Regions from separate parts of the Homo sapiens genome. Here region 2 is linked to region 1. A link is a loop called in an ENCODE intact Hi-C map of the cell type or tissue named here. Cell type or tissue: prostate gland. All regions are shown on one strand.

Region 1 (2,500 bases):
TCCTCATTTCTGGTAAGATTTACGTATGCACAGGGTCAACATTAAACTATTTTTTAAAGTACTAAACTCTGCACTGCTTCTGACATTTCAAAAACAAATTATGTCATTTCCTTCTTAATCCATTGTAACGGAAGGAATAAAATAGTGAGTTCCAGAAACAAAGATGAATGAATGCGATGAATTTTCTTCTCAGTTTTTGCAATTTGTTTTCTTCCTGCCAGGCACCTGACATTCTTAGGATACAAGTGTCTTAAGTACCAAACAGTGAAGCAGAGAGGCCTCCCTTACATGCCCTTTTGTAGAAACCAGAAATTTTGAGGGTATCTTGCTCAGCATTACAACACATTCCTCTTAGGAAATGAAACTGTGGATGACAATATTTGACTAATGAAAACACATTCCAGAGTTTGAGAGTCACATAATTTCAAGACTCAGATATCAACTTCTATATTGTACAGATGAAGAAAGTAACACTAGAAGACTGTGATTGGCTTCCCTAAAAACTAGTTAGTGGATGAGCCTGGAATAGAACTGTTGTCTCATGACTTTGAATTGAGACTATTTATTTGCAAGAGATGCAGCTCCATTGCTGGCCTCATGTCATCCCTCCTGATTTTCTCTACTGACTGATGTACTTCAATCTGTTCAAGAGTAGGATGGGTCCTGCTAGCTCCACTCTACCCAGCCACTATTACTTCAAGAAGTTGTTTTCAAAAATGGAATATAACCTGATATGAGATGTCAAGGGTGTTTCACCTCTGTGGTATTCTCTCCCAAAACCCATGAAAACTAGGGGTCTTATCATGAGAAAAACAGCTGACAAACTCAGATCTAGAGACATTCAGAATACCTGGCCAGTACTACTCCAACAAACAAAGTCTAAGAAATTATCGCAGATCAGAGCAGGCTGATGAGACAGGACAGCTAAACACAATATAGTAACTGGATTGGATCCTGGAACAGAAAGAAAATGTTAATAAAAAAGTTGGCAAAATCCAAATAGAGTCTGGAGTTTAGTTAATAGTAATATACCAATGTCAGTTTCTTAATTTTGACAAATGTGCCATGGTAATTTAAGGTGTTGTTAATGGGGGAAACTGGGTGTGCAATATATAGAAAATCTATATTATCATTATGGCTTCTATGTGAAGGTAAACTTATTGCAAAATAAGAAGCTTTTAAAATCACTGTACATTAAAATTATCAGAAAACTACTTTTAAAAATACCAATCTCTGGGGCCCAGCCCAGGAGATTCTGACTTAATTGTTTTGGCATGAGGCCCAGGCACAAAGATTTCAAAGCTACCCAGGTGATTTCAGTGTGCAGCCAGGGTTGAAAACTCCTGTTCCGAAGTTCTGTGTCAGGTATGAGAGACTAGAAACCATGGGCCAAACCCAGTCTACAGGTATGTTTTATTTGGACTGCAAAGAGATTTTGGAAATTTTGAAATGGTTGTCAACATTTGAAACTTGGGAGATTTCACATGAAAATTGAAATCTGTGATTCCTTTTAATAGATGGGACAGTTTAACCCATGCTTTCTGCATGGCAACTATGACATAATAAAAAATATATTTAGTCTTTTTCTCAGGTTGCTGACACACAGCTTCTAAAACCCTTGGAATTTCCTGAGTGATAGGGGTATGTTTTGTTATTCAGAACAGACTATTTTTAACCACATCTGAGTTTATGCTAATGAGGTCACTCAGGTAGCTTCAGGATGGGGACTGGTCACCAGAAAGACTAAGACTTGATTAGTGGGTTGGAACTTTCATCCCCACCCTCTCTGACTTCCAAGAACTGGAGAGGGGCCAGAGATTGAGCTCAAACACCAAGGGCTAATGATTTAATTAATCAAACCCAGAGGTTTTACCTAATGAAACCTATATAAAAATCCCTAAACAACAAGGTTCAGGAAATTTTCAGTTTGGTGAAGACACTGATATATGCCAGGAGGGTAGTGAGCCCAGAGAGGCTACAGAAGCTACACACTCCTTCCCTGATGCTTGGCCATATGCATTTCTTTCATTTGAGTTGTATCCTTTATAATAAACTGATAAACATAAAGTGCTTTGAGAGTCATTTTAGTGAGTTACTAAACCTGAATTGGGGAGTTGTGGGTACTCCCACATTTTGTAGTTGCTGGGAAGAAATGTGGGTAGCTTGGTGATATGGTTTTGCTGTGTCCCCAACCAAATCTCATCTTGAATTGTAGCTCCTACAATTCTCATGTGCCATGGGAGGGACCTGGTGGCAGGTAATCGAATCATGGGGGTGGGTTTTTTTTCTGTGCTGTTCTCATGATAGTGAGTAAGTCTGATGAGATCTGATGGTTTTATAAAGGATAGTTCCCCTGCACACACTCTCTTGCCTACTGCCATGTAAGACAAGCCTTTGCTCCCCCTTTGCCTTCCACTATGATTGTGAGGCCTCACCAGCCATGTGGATCTGTGAGTCCATGAAACCTCTTTTTCTTTATAAATTACTCAGTCTCAGGTAT
Region 2 (2,500 bases), 110 kb after region 1:
AATGCACTCGAAAAACATTCTGCTTTACAGGACTAATATGAAATTATCCTAAACGGAGGTTTTCAGAGAAAGAAAATGGCAGGAAATTCATTAATGCTCCCACTCCCTGAATGTGTGTGTGTTTTCCTTTTTCCATGTTAAAATTGTGATTACAGAAATGAGACGAGATCAATATTACCTACAGCTTGACATTCAGAGACAACGACAGAACTAAATATCCATTAACTGTCTCTTTTCTCCGGCCTTTTCTCTAGAAACCTCCCTCAAATCACCCACATTGATAGAGAAATGACATGAAAAATGGCCCACAAACAACGGCGCTTTCCTTGAAGAAAACAACTTTCACGTTTTTCTCCCTTTTTTCCCTGCAGACTGTGTTACGCTCCTTAATTTGTCCCTGCACAAGAAATAAGCATATGGATCCGTGAATGTACCCTTCCTCCTCTGCTGCATTCTGAAAGGAAAGTCAGAAGCTCGTCAAACTTAGAACTTGAAGCTAAGCTAAGACACCCTCGGCAATGCAGGGGAAAAGTAGGAATGAGAACAAAATGAAAAATCCTGAAGAAACCACTCTGGGGGAAGAAGTCAACAAAGAAATTATACCACTATGAGGCTCATGAAGCCCGTGCAGGCCAAAAACCTTGTTCCTAAAAGCTCCCCATGTGTGGCTGCTAATGCACAGGAAATGTGATTAGCTGCCTGAGAAAGGCCTAGAATTACTCCCATTCTGACTAGATTACTGGATAATTAGATTGGTAGCGCTCTTCCCTGACTGTGGCTGTCAGATTAAATCTGGCTGGTTCTCTTTAGATAACTGTCATGCCCCAAAATAACAAACAGAGACTGACACAGCGAGGAGCCTTTTAAAAAGTGTTCCAAGAATCAAAGTGCCTATTTTTTCTTAATAATAAAACATGAACAATGTTCAATGGACTTGAGTTTATTCAAATTGTCATTATATTTGATTAAGAAAATGCTACCAGACAAAGCCTGGCCAGACAGGCTTAATCTCTGATGGTAAATGAACATCGCCAGGCTTGACTAGCCACCTCTGGGATCGACTGAGGGAAAGGCAGACTTGAATTACTCAGAGAATAAGCCAGTGGTTCTGTTTTAATGCTCTGAGTCAGCAGCCTTTTATAGCTCAAATCAAGGTCAACAAGATATGTAGAGCACCTTCTCTGAGCACTAGCTGGAACACGGCGGCTCTTCTTTCTTCCACTCTGAGACAAGAACACATGCGCTTTTCCTGTAAGTGTTGTCTCCCCAGTTATTCTGGAGACCATCCAGAAGAGAATGAGAATAAAGAAACCAACAGAAGAAAGGTACAAAGGGTCCCAGGTTCTTACCAAGTTCCCACAGTCTTGTTCTGCTGTCCCTAGTGACTAAATGTTTGCAGTGACTGGGGCAGTGTTTCCTCAGGTGTTATAGCCTGGCCTCTGGCAAGAGATGGGAAAGGGGATAGAAAGATGAAATGCTTTTTGGTGGTACACATGAAACCATACATTTTTACTTATTTTATTTTTATATGGCAAATATAACTGATTTTCTATTTATAATAGAGATACAAAGTTTCCTTTTTAAGGAAACTAACAACAAAGTGTTCAAAAATAAACATAGATGATCAATTTGTTTTAAGAAAAGGTTAACAGGCAGGTATGGCAAAATGCAAATATAACAAAGGTGGAAAGCTGAGAAACCTGGGTGTAAATAAGAGAAGACAGAGCAAAGCATCAGATCAGATGGTGAATCCCAGCATTTCCACTTAGAATTGCAAACTCTTGGGCTAGTTCATTCACTTCACCCAGGGTCAGAATCCACTCATTGGCAGATCTACGGGTTATAACCTTTCTGATCGCAGAAAGTTGTAAAATATCAGCAGTGAGCCTGCCACAGCGTGCATGTTCAGTAAGTGAAAGCAGTTATTGCTTTTAACAAGTGGAACTGGAGTTCTATGTATCTCTTCATAAAATGCCTAAGAAATGTCAGTTCTCTTTGGGTAGGACTTGCCAAATCTCCTCATTGTTTGGTTCCCTCTTTCTTGGGAGGACAGCTCTAAGAAGAATCCCTTGGCTTCAGATGTTTAATATGCATCTCCAAAGCCCCTAGAAGGACCAGGCAAATTTCACTGTGCCTCTGCTCTTCATGGACACCACTGACTTTAGCATAAGTGTCCTGGTCTTTACATCTCTCACCCTGTGCAGTGTGCCTGTCTTGAGTAGATGCTCAACAAATGTTACCTCAGTGAATATGACAATTAAAGAAGCAGTGCAGTATACATTTTTTAAATTCAAATGTTCATACAGTATACAAGAGAGAAAAAAACAAGTGGCCAAATCTTTTTCAAACTCAATAAAATAAGCTAAAAAATTAAAAGTCATTGCCATTTCTTTTTAAAGTGAATGTATCTATTGTTTAAAAAGTATTTGATATACTACTAAAAGTAATAATTGGCACAAACATTCTGGAAGGCAATTTAGCAGTACATTAAAACGTGTAT

The links. Peaks named below come from ENCODE experiments on the same cell type or tissue, not always from the same donor. Only the 100,000 strongest peaks of a DNase experiment are listed, where the experiment ranks them.
Region 2: a loop joins it to region 1, with 3 times the contacts of the local background. A loop is called at or near these places in 9 of 110 quality-filtered maps.

What each region holds. Positions count from the first base shown.
Region 1 is chr3:29,756,353-29,758,852 of GRCh38, reverse strand. All of the region lies in intron 5 of RBMS3 (RNA binding motif single stranded interacting protein 3), which reads right to left. Among named protein-coding and RNA genes, the nearest start is that of RBMS3-AS2, 110 kb to the right of the region's middle. In prostate gland, no CTCF peak of the experiment used is centred here; a DNase peak (open chromatin) is centred at 1,282; H3K27ac peaks cover 1,523 bases.
Region 2 is chr3:29,641,484-29,643,983 of GRCh38, reverse strand. The region is part of intron 4 of RBMS3 (RNA binding motif single stranded interacting protein 3); the gene reads right to left. It overlaps RBMS3-AS2 (RBMS3 antisense RNA 2), which reads left to right and starts at 1,168. Exons shown (of 3, transcript NR_174948.1): 1 at 1,168-1,325. In prostate gland, a CTCF peak has its summit at 1,353; a DNase peak (open chromatin) is centred at 1,093; H3K27ac peaks cover 1,814 bases.